Regions from separate parts of the Homo sapiens genome. Here regions 2 and 3 are each linked to region 1. The links are chromatin loops, found by intact Hi-C in ENCODE. Cell type or tissue: GM12878. All regions are shown on one strand. Links, peaks and the distances in the headings refer to the core of each region. The heading gives the core; the rest is flanking DNA.

Region 1 (5,374 bases), core at 296-5,295:
CCCAGGCCGTGGGGATGTGCTGCCATACTGAGCTGCACTGTAGGCTATTTTCCAGGCGGCCGAGGCAGCAGGGATCTGTGCTGCAGAAAGCTGAACAGGAGCCCCAAGGAAAAGAGAAGCATGTTCAAATGTGGAGGGTGGGAGGATGAGAGAGGGAGTGGGTAGAGGAAATTACTTTGATGGATAATCATAGCTCACGTCATAATCTGCAGTTAGAAAGGGCAAAAAAGGAATGCCTGTATGTACATATTTAAACATATGTTTAGTTTTTGTAGTCGTACCCAAGTCACTTAGAAATCAAAATTAACAAGGCCATGGCAGGGGTGGAGGTTAAATACATAGAGAAACCTGAATTGTCTAGAGCAACATTAATACATTCGACCACATCTTGGAGTTTTATGGGGCACGCTGTCTCAAAACCAGCACAAATATTTAGTGGCATGTGATTATTCATTACAATCTGAAATTTCGCTTTTGGGAATTGTGCTCCCCCCACCCCATTTAACAAACCTCAAAATAAATTTAGACCTGGTATTTACATTATTGTTATAAAACTGTTTCTTTTTTTTCTGTCACAGTATCACAGACTTCAAATAAATCTGTGCCTTCTCTTCATAAGTTTTAAGACAATGTGACATGCAGTAACTGGAGACCATGGAGAACTGAGCTTACAGTTGATACTGGCATTTGCTAGGATTTGGATGAAAAGGACACAACTGGTTAAACTAGAGGAAAAGCAAATGGGAAAGTTGTAGGAAATATACTTTAAAACATACAAATTAAGCAATGAATTGTATGGATGTTAAAACTGCAATATTTGAGATCAGAAAAAAATTATTAAAGGTTGATTTAAGTGACAGCACTTTGAACAGTCTAAATAAAGGCAAGTATGTGGCTCTTTTCTTGAAATATCTGTCAATATCTCCCTTCTGTGCCTTCAGAAACAACGCAGACTGTCTAGTTTGCATGGCAGCAGCATTTGGTTGGATTTAGAGAGAGCGGCTTGCCTCGGCATTGTTATTTGCCTCAATGTGGAAGTGCCAGATCCTAGGAAAGAAAGGAAAGAAGGCAAACCTCTAAAATAGAGGAGAGCTGTGCTGTTCTTGCTTTTCTGTGCAGTTTGGAGAAGGTTTGCAGCTGCTGAAATCCCAGGACTGTGCCCCAGCTATGACGGCATTATGCAGCAGGCGCTCAAAGTATAGTGTTTTTTAGGTTTTCCAGCATTTGCCGACATATTAGCTGTATTGCTTAATTGTAATTTACTTGCATCTACAGAGAAATCATTTTGTTTCCCACCCCCTCTCAAACCTACCTCTAAAGAGTGAGCAAAGTGGGATTTATGAATGCACTCTAAATGTTTGAGAAAGATTAGCTGTTATTCTATAGGGTATTAGAAAATAAAACTAACAGCAATACAAAAATATTAGTCAATAATGGCCTTTCCCAGGTGACTCTTGAACCTTGTGAAAGCACACATTCTCAACAAAGATTTATTAGTCTAGTCGGGGAACACATGATAATGATAGCAAGAGCTGCCAGAATTTAATTTGCTTTAATTAATCATTTGCTTCATAACACGACGATTTTCCCCCTCCCCCTCCCCTTTTGTAACTGTCTAGATTATTTTAAAACATTAGATATTACACTGTGGATGGCTGATGAAACTGAAATTGAATGCTGTAAAAGTTAGATTAAAAATTCATTTAACAGTATAAACATTTCAGAGTGCAGGATGGTGCCGATTAGGTCAAGTGAGTATGGAGTGATAAAACAGTCATGGAGCTGAGAGAAAAAATATTGTCAGAGGGCATTCAAACAGCTGAATTTAGTCTAATTTAAATGTTATAGCAGACACACAAAAATTGTTAACTAGAAATATCGTTATAATTACTCTTTGGTATTTTAGCAACACAGACTGGTAAGAAGTCAGAACCTAGGTTTAAACACATTTATTCATTTCACTGTACAAACAAGCTTTGGTTGCAACTGGAATTCGTTCTCATGGTTAGGCCAAGGGCCCTCCATGGAGTGCTGAAGCTGAGTCAAAGACCACCTCGCCTGGCCCTCGTAGGAGAATTAAATGGAGTCGCTCAGATTTCCAGGATAGCCAAGACACCAGCTATTTTCATCATGCTCCTCTGGACAGCACTGAGCGGCAAGTGTCTCCTCCACGTCTGGCCTGGGAAGTGGCCAGGCTCAGAGGCAGGGAGACTGGGCTCAGTTAAGCCTAACAGAGATGCTGGCCTTCAGCCACGAGGGGGAGCTCACGGACACCCCTACTGACAATGCAGTGCAATTGGCTTGAGAAGCTAAAGCTTTCCCAAGGGTTTGAAGAACGACACGGCGCCTGACATCGCCGCTGACGACTGCTGATGTGAACGCTTTTGTGTGACAGGCTGAGGGGAGCTGGGGCGGGGAAACTTACATTTGTCTAGGCTTAGTGACCAAGCAAAACGCTTGTGTTCCGAGGTCTTTCAGCTTCCTCCATTTTGCTGATGCCTCGATGGACAACCTCAGCACTTAATTCTTACCCTTGTCTTTGTGAGCCTCCCCCACGAGTTGATTGGCTGTATTAAACGGGATTAAGCCCAAATAAATGCTCAGAATTCTTCATCAGCTCCCCATCGTCTACAAGATAAACTTCCTTCGGGTGTCACCAAGGCACTGAATGAACTGGTCCCTTCCTGTGCCTGTATCTTAAGCGTCATTTCAGCTCTCATCCCACTCTACCCAGCACATTGCTCATTAGCTACGCCTACTTCTCAGTCGTGTCCCTCTAACCCGTTGCCTTGCCTCAGCCTGATTGTCACTCTTTACATCACCCATCTTTGATTCCCTCGGAAACAGTGCTCACCTTGTAAGGTTCCTGTGAGGATTAAATGAGGTAATTTAGTAGTATGAGCCTGGAATATAGACGGTACTAGTGAGTGTTAGCTGTTATTATTAAGGACTTGCTTACGATCCTGTCCTTACACTTTGTACAACTTTCCCCCATATCAAGGACATTATAGTATTGCTTATTCACATGCCCTTCTCCTCACGATATTATAATCCTCTTGAGGATTATGTTTTTTAAATTTTTGGATCCCCAACCTAACACGATGTTTGGCTGCCATGTTGTAGGTGCTCAATAAATGTCTCCTGTATGAACTAGTGGCTGTTTGTTGTAAAGCATTCTGCAGTTTGGTCACTGGCCAATTTTTAAGAAGTATATAAGACCTTAAGTATTTTTTAAAGAAGCAGACATTTGGGTGGCTGCATACCATTTTTTCTCAAGCAGGTTTTCTAACCGTTTTCAGAATCAGTTAACAAAAAACTCTCACAAGGCCAGGCATGGTGGCTCACGTTTGTAATCCCAGCACTTTGGGAGGCCGAGGTGGGTAGATCACCTGAGGTCAGGATTTTGAGACCAGCCTGGCCAACATGATGAAACCCTGTCTCTACTAAAAATACAAAAAAGCAAAAAAATTAACTGGGCATGGTGGCATGCACCTATAATCCCAGCTACATGGGAGGCTGAGGCAGGAGAATCATTTGAACCTGGGAGGTGGAGGTTGCAGTTAGCTGAGATCACACCACTGCACTCCAGCTTTGGTGACAGAGTGAGACTCCACCAAAAAAAAGAAAAAATAGTAACAATATAGTCCCAATATATATAACAAATATATATATATATATATATATATATATATATATATATATGTCCCAAAAATAGTAACAATATATATCTCTTTGTTTTTTCAAATGCAAATAGTATTTTCAAGGACAATCAATTCATTACCTAATTCATTAAAATTGATCATCAATGAACTCAAGATGTTTTCATAAACAATTCATCCTCTAAGTACGAAACTTGGCTGTCACTCACTCTATCTAAAGGCATCTTCCAAAATGAGTTCAATAGAGGCAGCAGGGATAGAGTTGGTGTGTATTTTCTCACTGCGGTTCTTTGATGGAGACTATATGCTCTGTTTAACTTTTAAGTTCTTAACATAACAAACGGTTCCATTTCCTTGTCTACTCTACAGAACTCACCTGAAATACAATCAATTGCAATTATAATTGTAGAGTAGTCTGACATAGTCTGCCCATCAAGGTGAGAAAATGAGAGAGGTAAGAGCCCTATTCTGAGCCTCAAGAAAGTTTCAGGCTGGGAGAATCACCTAATTTGGAATTTTGTAAGGAAAAGAACATTGAAATCTCTTGCTTCACCAACAGTGGAAAGGCTTATAGATACTCGCTGTCAAGAAAGCCAGTCTTGCAGCTCTTTTCAATTTCCTGGGAAGTCAGGATATCCACTGCAGCTCACGGCACACCTTCACAGTAGAGTCACAGCAAGCTTTGTGCCAAGGAACAGGACAACATCATAGAAATTTGGGGGTCTCCTTGGAATTCTTAACCCTAAAATGCAGGGGGAAATTACAAACTGGTATTCATATGATTGACTTTGAATCTCACTGAAGGGATGTGAGCTGAAGAAAAATGTACTGTCATTTGCTTGGTTCAGAATTTCTGAGTGTTGGGGGCTGGTAGGTAACTCCTGTGGTCCCACAGAGAGCATTGTAATCAAGGAGAGCTCTTTACATCCCCTCTAGCTCCCTGCAATACGCACTGGCAGAATTGGTTAAATGAGCCGCCATACTCTGGTCAATATGAATAGGCTTGTAAGATGCTCAGTTTGATTTAATGGCCACCCATGGACTTCCATATGCAGAAAGAACTGTCACATTCAGTCTGAATAAAGCTCGAAAAATCAACTACTCCATTTGGTGTTGTAGTTGCATTTTAATGTCCTCTTCAGAATTCTCCGTTATAGTAACATCTCTGCAATCAGTCTAGCATAAAAAGACCTGTTTATAATAAATTGGTCAGCCTCTTATGTACCTATCTTTTCTGATAGGATAGAGAATGATAAGATTGTTCTTTGTAGACTAGGCTATAAGATTTTTAATATGACAAGTTGTATCTCTCCATTTATACAAGTGATTTATTTCAGGTTTTATTTCTGTTTTGAGTCTTTGTTTTCATGTTAACTCATAATTGTCCTGGGGGAGGGAGGAGGCAAATGGATTTCACCCACGAATTGTAGATCTTTGGGAGATGTTTGAGTGAGATGAAGTTTATAAAGAAGCCAGTTCTTGAACAACAAAATTGCTCGGTTTTTTTGCCATACTTTCAGCTAGGAAAGCAACTAAGTACTTTTGTGACAGTTGTGAACTACAGTGCCCTGGACAGAAAATGTTGGCAGAAGCAGAAGTGCGCCACTGATTTGTATGACTATTCTGAGGTGGAATAATCACACTGCCTTGTTAGTTCATAATAATCACCCAGTACAGAGGACCCTAGACCTTTGGAATCACTCAAAATTTTCATT
Region 2 (5,374 bases), core at 75-5,074, 250 kb before region 1:
CTTTGGGTCTTTATTTTTGAAGGCTCCCTATGTCACATGAATTTAAATTTGTAAACTTTTCTCTTGTTAATCTGTGTTTTTTTTACGGGGGCCTCAGCCATGAGCCTTGCAATGGGTGAGGAAAAGATACTACTTTTTCTCTGGTACAATACCAGTTAACAACTTTCAGATAGTTTATTAGGAAAGCAGTCTGGGGACTACCAAGCTATGAAAAGGGCCTTGGCCACTGATTCCTGATTAGTTCAGACACTGGACCTTTGGACAAAAGCATCAGAGTAAAAAAGTACATTTACCTGGCTTTGGGCCCTGTGCTTGTATCCCTTGGGCATTTTTGTTATGGAAAGGGGCTAGGGAGGATAAAGCTTGGTTGGATGGAGGAAAGGGAAAGGAAGGAAAGGTAAGGTAATGGTAGGACAAGATACAGGCATTCAGAAATCTTGCATCCTGACCAAATACTTTTTTAGTTCCACCTTTGACACAGCTTATTGAATCAAAGATATCTAGGTTGAAATCAAAGCTGTACTAGCTATGAAAAAGGTGATGATGTGAATGTTGCCTAACTCCTAAACTTCAGGTTCCTCATGTACAAAGTCAGGGGACTGTAACTCATATTGGATATATTGGGAATATAACTCATTAGATTATTGTAAGATTTATGACCTACCTGGCACATAAAAAGCACTCAGTAAGTATTTGTTGAACACATATACTTAATTTTGTGCCTAGCATATAGTCTTCAACAAATGGAAACTTTTATGATGACTGCTATCATTAAAGGCCTGAATCCCAAATATAAATATAAGTGCAGACAGAAAGCACCTCAGTGTTGAGAAAAATACACGGTACTCACCAAATCTAAATTTTATGAATGCTTAAGGCTATTTTTGATGAGATCGTGTATATGGATCTATAGATTATCATAGAATTAGTTAAAGACTTAAAATATTTTATAAAGAAATACTGAGTGCCCAGAGAGGGGAGAAGTAAAGTACCAAGTAACCAGGGCAGCATATTGTGCTGGGGGGATGGATCAGCCTAAATATGAAGAATAAGTTATCTGCCCATATCAAACTATCCTACACATCAATGTCAGACGAATCTTTCCAAAACTCAATATGTCAGTTTGCTATTCAAAACCTATTAACAGAGCAATGATCCCCATTGAGAATCTGATGACAATTATGGACATTCTTTCTAGAGAAATTCATATGTGCACATGTAAAGATATTTTTCTCTATTATTTCAAGAAATTATTGGACACATCAAAGCCCATTATAAACCATGTATGGTCCATTGATGCCACCATTAGAACTTCTGAGGTTCATTCTAATAATATATAGTCCAGCATTTTTATCTTGACATTCAAGACCCTCTACAAAATCTCTGTATTATATCTACAATAGCTATAACGACTTTACTTTCTACTCCATTCTCACTCCTCTTGACCAAACACATAGACCCATTTTTGCAGAACACGACTTACCCATTGTCTTCCAAAGATTTCAGAATTGGAGGCATCTATCTTGTCTCTTGTAACAGTTTGTAACTGTTCCTTTTGTCTGAAATGCCTTTCTTAGTCTTCCCTGGTTATGTAATTCCTTCTATCTCTTTAATAAAGGCCATTTCAGTTCCATATATTCTGCCAAATCTTTTTCAAGCAATGATGACCATCAAAAGTCATGATCTATTGGTAATAAACTGGGGCGGGGAGGGGGAAGTTGGGAGGAAACTTAGCAAGGCCTGCTTGTTCAGATTCTTTTTAGCATCTCTGTGAAACATTTCTCCCCTCCAGGACACCTGTCACATGAAGGCCTTCAAGAGAGAAGGTGAGAGAGACCTTCTGCTTTGTGGTTTTCTCAATTTCCTTCAGCTGAAAATACTCAGTACGCCAAGATGCCATGTTTTAGAGCATTGCGTTCTGAGCCCTGACATTGCCTTTATCACCCATTTGAGAGTTCATGTGTGTTCTTTTTAGTTTATCCTTTCATACATATATGTCAAGTCTCCCTAGCTCAATTGTAAGCCCTACAATGGTAAGGGCTATGTTTTATGCATTTTGGCTCAGAGATAAAATATTGCAGATAGTAATGCCGTGTTTCTTCAGATTGTAGTAAAATGTTTAAGAAAACTAACACAATTTAGCCTAATTTCCCACATAAATACAATTATCTGACCCAAGCATAGGTATAAAAACAAAACGACATTTTAAAAAAGTTGAAAAGTGTTCTAGAATTCGGTAGCATTACAATCAGTCACCACTAGATGGAGGAAGTGATTTTCTTAGTTGGAGTGAATTTGAAGCTTTTCGTTTGAAGAATCACAAACGCTTGCTTAGGCCTCAGATGGTTATTGTTGGCAATTTATCAGATTATCAATATTTTCAAGAAGATTGGTCTTCTTTATAATTTTATAAAAAGTATTCTCTATCTTCCTTTTTCAAATCCCACCCGTAAAAAAGGCAAAACAAAAATAAAGGAACAGACATAACTAGTATGAAATAAAACATATTAAACAAATGATTTTAAATATACCTTGAATTTCATATGATTTCATCACATATTAGCATAATTAATGCCTTTTTATAATAAAATAAATATGATGTTTGTAGACCTTTATAGACTTCATTGTCTTTCTGAGTATCATGCTGTTTGACTGTATTTATTGCTATTGTTATGTGTTTACAACATGCCTACATCAAGTACAAAAACTTTTGCTTCAATTGACTTTTGTTTTGAAAAGCCCTGTTTTGTGTTCCTTCCAAAAGGCAAATTTGAAACTCAGAAAAAAAATTAAATTTCTATAACTGTGAAAATCACTTTTCAGTAAGGGCAAAATTGATATCATTGCAGTTGATTAGAAAGTGAAACCCTTCACCTTTCTTTCTTTCTTTTCTTTCTTTTTTTGGTAAATGTTGTTACTTTTCTGTAACTGTAGCAGAAATGTTAGAATTATCATAAATGAGCTTTTGCGCATGCTGTTATTTCATCTTCTGTAAAAAAATTTCAATCATATTCTTAATGTTTCTGTTTCCAAGCCAACTGTTTAATGCTCAAGGCTTTATTTCAGACTGCAGTTCAGACTATTCATTTATGCTAACAGTAGAGCTTGAACAATACTGTAAATTAAAGAAAATGTAATTTTGGGATTTGTCTTATAATTTACCATTTTCAAAAAGCACTCTCTGGAGAAATTAATAGCTTAAATATTACTGGAATAATGAGGATCAAGTTTGAGGAAAATATAGCTTGAAAGTCTATTACTGAAAATGATGGAAATAGGCATTTTTGTATTGCTATCCAAGCAAATATAATACCATACCATTTATCTCTAATTATCCCCAAGAAAAAGAACAAGAAGCACTGAAAAAACAAAGAGTAAAGATTTAAATGGATCTGTTATTCTCCTGCTTTCCCTCACCTACTATTTCTGTTATTATAAATATTAACAAAAATCAGCAAATAGAACTAGAGAGTAAAAACAGAAGGCTGATATATTCTTTGGGTCAACAAAGAACTTCTATGCAGCACATCAAAAAATCTTGGGTCTATTATTCTGGGAAAATATCCTCGCATATAATCCAAATGTTCATTTTCAAATCCATTCATGTTCAACGAAGTGTGTGATTTTTCTATTCAAGTTAAAGAAAGCCAGATTGAGAATTTATCTAAATTCAGTTAATTATATTTGGTCAAGCATTGTCCTTGGCACAAATATTCTCCAGATCTAAAATTTTTGTACTTTTAATCAGCTATGGCTACAGAGGTCATTGGCTGCAAAAATAGAAATTTTAATTACCTCAGCATACCATGCTATAACTAGACCTTTATATTTTGTGTTGTTTCTTCCTGTCCAAATAAATGGTTGGGTTTATGCAACAAATGTATCCTACAGAGGTAAAACAGGGACAAACAACATGGAACAGTTCAGTGAAATTAATTTGTATCTTAATGGAGCTTTGTGAAAGTTTAGAGCTTCATTTCTGAATGGTAAGTAGCTGCTGTCAGCCATTTGCATTGTATCTCTTATGGCACAGTCATCATTTGGGCTGGGTAGCTTCACCACCATCCAATTAATTTTTAAAATTATACCACAAGGAATTGACACATTGTCTTGATGCATTTATATCCGTGATCTTGGAGCTTTGATGCCTCACTTACCACCACCCTCCCCAACTTGTGAGAAAGACTTCTCTCCTTTGTAAAGGCAGGGATGTGAGACAGAAAAGAAGCAGGCAGAATTTTTACACCTCCTCTTGTCAGTCTGGATGATTCACTAAGCTTGGTAGGCTGTATGCCCTGTATCAATACAATTACATAATCATTACCTGTAAGTTAAATTACTTCACACACCCACTGGCAAAAATGTAACAATAAAGCTATTTTTATGATTTTTCCCCTTCAAAGTAATTATATATAGTTGAGAAACTAAACTACATTCAAACTAATGTAACTTCAAACATTACCTTTCCCCTTATAAAACTTTTTGCTCTTCTTACCTTGTACTGTACTGAGTTTAAAAACAGAAAAAGAAAAAGAAAAACTAGGTATAGTGGAGAGAAAAATTGTTCAGCTATTCAGCAGATAAATTCAGAAAAAAAATAATGGAAACTGGTAGCATTTCCACACTGCCTAATAGGTAGTAGGTGCCCAAAAAGCACCCATTTAAATAATGTTAAATACATACGTTTCTTTCAAAGTGACTGGAAAAATGCCCAGATTTCCAAGAATAAAAGTGTACATAGAGGATCATTTTTTGACAATAAATGCAAGCATCAGAAAAATTTCCATGAATTAAGGGAAATAAAGATGACTTTATGATTTTATAATTAGCTAGTTTTGAAAATTAGTGTGTCTAACTTCTGGGCATTTAAAAGATTTAGTGATAGAAGAGGAAGCCATGTAACCTCAAAGGGCACGGGTTTGAATCCAACACAGGTTGTCACAGAAAGTTGATACCACTTGACAACTGCTTTGTGAAATGAGCTGGTCTCAGTCCAGTGGACAGATGTCCATATCACAAAATACTCTAATTGGCAGTCTTTGCAGAGGAGCCAAGAATTGAATGGGCCTGGAATCTGAACCCTCTTCTCACTCTTTAGAGGGGCAGACAGAGGTAAACTCATAAAGGAAGCTTAGAATTGCTGGTGGCAATCATATATATGTTTTATGGATAAACAGAGGACTTTGTGTTTCAAAGCTGTCAGTCTAATTTTTCAATACATCGAAGTACTTTTAATAAGGCCCTCTTAAGCAGATGAAAGTGTTTATTTTTGCTGTAAATTTATTATTGCAAGCTTGCATATTGTTAAAGAAAAAACAGAGTTAGACAGTAAAGTGGTAAGAACAGATTTTATTTGGGAATGATTGCAGTAGGA
Region 3 (5,374 bases), core at 277-5,276, 1.5 Mb after region 1:
CCAGTGGGTTTTGACTTAAAAAGATGAATATCGTCATTGTTCACAGCTGGAACACGTTTACTTCTTAAAAGCTGGTGAAGTGTAGACACGAGAACTGTTTTCCCGACTCTGGCTCTAGCACTCTTTTCCTATGGATCCTTAGGCAAGTTACTTCATCTTTCCAGTTTTTTCTTAATCTGGAAAATAAGTGACCTGCAATCACTAATATATAAAATATCATTCATTCATCAAATTCCCAACAACACTACCACTAAAATATAACTTTAAAAACCATAAGAATCTTTGGAAAAAATTTTTGGGGAGGTGGGGCTGGGAAGCAGGAAGAAAATCTCATTCTAACAGCAGCAGCGACATCTAGTGCCCATAATGCTCAATAGTAGCAGTGAAGGTGTGGGATTGTTTACTGAGTTTTTGGAGGGGAGAGCCATGGAGGCTTTTCTAATAAATCTTGACTGTCTGTCGGGCACACAATAGTCTTTTGATAATAAAAAAAATTCTAAGCTTTGATTATGGTAATAAGACATAGAGAGACAACGGTTTTTACCTCAAATCTGCACATAGGGCAATTAAAGTTTGTTATGAGTATTCTTCCAATGCTTTAAATTCCATGTCAAGGAACTAGTTCTAAAAAGTAATTTTATTTTGAGGGGGGTTGCAATTTATTTACCTAATTTTCCAAATTATCACTAAATATGTTTCTACACAAATACTTAACAAAATTGAAAAAAATTTATTTTTGATATTTTCTTTTATCTGAACTAACCACTTTGATTGGAGATAATTATCTAGTGAATAGCAGGGAACATACTAAAAATAACACCATGTTTTAAGTAATCACATATATGCCCTGTCTATATTACCTTGGCTGAAAATATTTTATAATTCAAAGAAATGGAATTCCTATGTCTATATGGATTCTGTTTCTTCTTCTTACAGCAAAGATTAAATGAACTATCTGGGCACAGGAAAAATCTTAGCAATGGTAGACTGCAGAGCCCCAAACTTTTCAGAATAACAATTTCGGCATTTGCTTGGCATTTAAGATGTTAGAGAGAGAGAGAGAGTAGACCTCTTCTCATTCCCTGTGACTGTAAGCTGGCCATGTGCGTGGGTGTAGTTTGTGCATGCACTTGCTGAAGTGTGTGTTTAATTTCCTAATAGCAAAGCAGCTGATGACTACTGGTATATGGATTCATGTTTTGTAACTTTAAGGGAAACCAATTTTGTTTATTCTATTTTTCACCAATATTTCCTAGATTTTACTATAAAATTTGGTCACTGGCATGCTATCTAGCTAGTTCTAGAATAGTAAGATAAATATACAAGTTGTTAACACCTAGGGGAATTTGAGGTAGTCACAACACTTCTCTTGAACCTTAGTTTTCTTATGCACAAAATCAGAAAGTTGAATCTGCTATCCCTTATAATTCAAAAGATTTTTAAGTCAATAAATCATCAACCTTCATTTGAGAAGACTCTCTTGTGGTGTCTTCATTGTTATTTGCAACTCTTCTCTATCACTCCTGAGTTCTCTAGTTAGGCATCTCATCAGAAATGAGAATTGATGAGCCAGCCCTCCATCTTCTCTATCTTCCTGTCTTGTTCTTTCCCTTTTTCTGCTTTTAAAAATAACAAAAATCTCAGACACTCTAGTCACCATTTACTAACTCATTGGCATGCACTCAGCTCTCCCTTGCTATCCATCCAGAAAAATCATAATGTGAGATAGGACCAAACTGAACACAAAGCTGAGGCAGCTGTATTCAAGTTTTCTAACATGTTCCCATATCCTCATGGTGATGATTAATTATTATTATTATTATTATTATTATTAGGAACCAGAGCCAAAGTATTCTGGCTGCAGATAGCCCACATTTTTCTCTCTGCTTCTGTGTCCCTGTGAATAAATTTCTTCAGGAGGATGCAGTAAAATGTCTCCAAATTCAATCTGACTAGGAACATCATTACACACTTTTAGCAATAAGAGTGTTCACAGAAGGCAAATATCACTCCGTGATGCAAATATGCTCAGCATTTAATATAGACCTCAGGGAAGCTGAAGACACACACACATACCCATGCACACACACACACATGCATGCGTGTGTGTGTTGTATATAAAGTGTGTGTGTGTATATACATATACACACATATGTGTATAAATATATGTATATGGAGTATCATATCTACATTGACCTGGGTTGATAGAAACAAACAAGTTTGTTACAGGGAAAATTCTAAATATATCAAAGGTTTCTTTCTTAGATGCCTTTTTGTTGTTCCCTAGAAAACTTCTTAGTTCCTACTACTTGGACTTTTATTTAAAATTCCTTATGCTGTACGAAGTTCATAAGACATGTTTTATTCTGCAGATTTTTCACAGACCTCATAAACACAGGTATTATTCTATTTTAGAAGTGAGGAGGCTGACCCAGACAGACTAAATTACTTGCTTAAGATCACTCCACTAGGAAGACACAGAAAAGGAGTGTGAATCCTGGCTTTGGACAGGCCGCAACTTACACTTGGTCATTTTTAGGGTTGGAGCCTTCAAACTGGGAAACAAGGGGATTGACTGAGGCTGTTCATTAAACTTCACCAGGATTCCACCGCATATATTTGAGAAATCTCAACTTTTAAAGAATTTTGGGACCCCTAGTCTGTGTTTGCTACTCCTCATTCATGTATGATTTTCTCCTCTTAACACTAACAATTTTATATTCTTTCTACAGGAAGGATAATCTTTGGAAAAAAGGTTGTACTCTAAACATTTTTGTTAATTATCTTGGGAACTAAGATTTTAGAGTTGGAGGGAATCTAAGACATTTTGTGATTCAGCAGCTCTGGAGTAAGATGATTGTCCGAATCAATGGCTCCTGAGAACTGTGTGAAATGGGAGTCCAAATTATTGTCAGTTCTCTGGTGTTGCTTCCTACCCATCTCCCTGGATTTTTGGCTTTATGCATTAATACATTTGGTTACTTCATTCTTGCTGGCCACCCTGTGGACTAGTTTTCCAAGCGGCTGCATTTTCAGCAGCACACTGTGGACTTAGCCAAGCACTTTAAGCTGAGAGCTGTTAAGCCTTCCTGGATCTATTTTCTCTCAAGTAGCTCTCTGCTGCCCTCAACTGGTGTTCAGCCACCAGAGCTAGCTAGCCTTCAGCATTTACACGAATCCACCGTACCCTGGCTTCAAGTCAGATATGGGAGCATCATTAACCACACTGTTTATGGCTTTTATAGCATGGAAAAATAGAACCCAGGCCCATTCACGTCCACTTATGCCTCAGGTTCTCACTTTCTACAAGTTTGCAGATGGGCCATGAAGGAGAATATCTGATTTTCACTTATGTGTGCTGGAGTATTTGGAAGGGCTTACATGAAAATGTAAACTTTCTCTTTAATTATCAAATTGAGATACACTTCAGCTGATAGACCAAATTTTTGAACATGTTGCAGTTAGTCTTAAGAAATACGAAACATTTTGTCTTTGATGTAAACAAGATATAGAGAATCATATGAAATCCATGAATTACTTGTAAACTTTCTCATTTGTTCAATAAATACATAGCGTACACATACTGTACGCTAGACATTATTATTGGTGCTAAGAATATAGCATTGGATAATGGAGGCAAAAACCTCTTCTGCCTTTATTAAGCTAACTTCCCAGTTAAGGAAAATAGACATTAAACAAGTAAATAGGTAAAATACATTTTAAGGGAATGTAACATTTCCATATCTATTTCCTACCCCAAGTACTGTAGCGATTGCATGTTTTTGTTTTGTTTTGTTTTGTTTTGTTTGAGACGGAGTCTCACTCTGTCGCCCAGGCTGGAGTGCAGTAGCGCGATCTCGGCTCACTGCAAGCTCCGCCTCCCGGGTTCACGCCATTCTCCCGCTTCAGCCTCCCGAGTAGCTGGGACTACAGGCGCCCGCCACCACGCCCGGCTGATTTTTTGTATTTTTAGTAGAGACGGGATTTCACCGTGTTAGCCAGGATGGTCTCGATTTCCTGACCTCGTGATCCACCCCCTCGGCCTCCCAAAGTGCTGGGATTGCAGGCGTGAGCCACAGCGCCCGGCCGCGATTCCATGTTTTTAAGAACATTTGTAGTAAAGTTAAAGAGGCATAACTAGAGTTTATACAGGGACCATGCATGCTATATAAATATTGGATGCGTTATTTATTAATGAATTCATAAATTTCTTGTGAATATAGAGTAGATATATGAAAGTGTTTGATGCAGATGAGTGTTTGAACCTTTCAGCTGAAGAGACGTTTTGTCTTTTGTTTCTATACCAATCTCTCCTGTTGAATTGCCTTGTGGTTGGAATATCACTTTGTCACCCCCTGTAATAGCTGCCACTAAAGTCCTTGCTATTGCTGCTATTGACGATGGTCTCTGGTTATTATCTTTACTTTTCTCTTTGTTTTTATTCTGTTCTCTTACTATGTCTTTTGCTTTCTTCTCAGATAAACTCTGATAGATACCACTGACCAAATAGAATAAGTTTTCCCTTTCTTATGTGGTGGAACTACCAGTCATAACTAGGGAGGTTTAATCACCTGATTTTCTTTTCACTACCAGGTCTATTTGAAATGGGTATTTGTCCTAGGTAAAATGCAGCTGATTTGGAAGAAACCAAAATATTAATCAAATAATAACCAAGTGGTAGTGGCAATTACAGATACACAGCTTCTAAGTAATATGTTTGTATTTAAATAAATAAAATAGTCCAAATTCTGAAAAAAAAACCCTATAATATAAAACTGAGTTTGAGTTGCTGGGTGAGAAGCTTCATCCTTGCCGTGAAAAATTTTTCTGTGTGGAACTTTCCAGTTTTGTTTTTATGATGCAGACGTCTTCTGCTAGGCAGACATGACACCATCTCAGTGAACCATGTAGGTCAGCACAGGGTTAAAAATATGACGTACCTATCCTTATATGAATTAGAAATGTTTATATTTATTAACACATTTCTTGAAATATCTTTAATTTTTGTTTACTTCTGATTTTATATATCACAGACTTGCTGTAAAAAATTTCTAGTATATTATAAAGAAGAAAATAAACATAAATCATCTATTAAAGTAAAACCTATATTCTAAATAATTTGGATCATCTTGTGGGTATATTTTGTGTTCAGCCTTTTGTTCATTATTGTTATACTGTGAGCATTTCCACATAACTATTTTTAAAACCTATAGTTACAAATATCTATATTAACCTATGGATAATGATAAACAATTTAACCACTGTCCATTAACCATTGCTTCACATTTAGGTGGTTTCTAATTTTTCATTATTAAAATGACTTGAGATATATAACTTTGCACATAAGCTTTTTCTCCAACTTTGATCATTTATA

The links. Peaks named below come from ENCODE experiments on the same cell type or tissue, not always from the same donor. Only the 100,000 strongest peaks of a DNase experiment are listed, where the experiment ranks them.
Region 2: a loop joins it to region 1, with 2.8 times the contacts of the local background. A loop is called at or near these places in 2 of 110 quality-filtered maps.
Region 3: a loop joins it to region 1, with 11 times the contacts of the local background. A loop is called at or near these places in 14 of 110 quality-filtered maps.

What each region holds. Positions count from the first base shown.
Region 1 is chr14:30,267,747-30,273,120 of GRCh38, reverse strand. No RefSeq gene overlaps it. Among named protein-coding and RNA genes, the nearest start is that of G2E3, 290 kb to the left of the region's middle. RefSeq lists enhancers at 1-577, 2,127-2,628 and a silencer at 2,276-2,325. In GM12878, for the core only: a CTCF peak has its summit at 2,254 (motif pointing right); a DNase peak (open chromatin) is centred at 2,320.
Region 2 is chr14:30,518,990-30,524,363 of GRCh38, reverse strand. The region is part of intron 3 of G2E3-AS1 (G2E3 antisense RNA 1); the gene reads left to right. Among named protein-coding and RNA genes, the nearest start is that of G2E3, 37 kb to the left of the region's middle. In GM12878, for the core only: a CTCF peak has its summit at 2,260 (motif pointing right); a DNase peak (open chromatin) is centred at 2,263.
Region 3 is chr14:28,749,398-28,754,771 of GRCh38, reverse strand. All of the region lies in intron 2 of FOXG1-AS1 (FOXG1 antisense RNA 1), which reads left to right. Among named protein-coding and RNA genes, the nearest start is that of FOXG1-AS1, 13 kb to the left of the region's middle. In GM12878, for the core only: CTCF peaks have their summits at 348 (motif pointing left) and 3,136 (motif pointing left); DNase peaks (open chromatin) are centred at 331 and 3,051.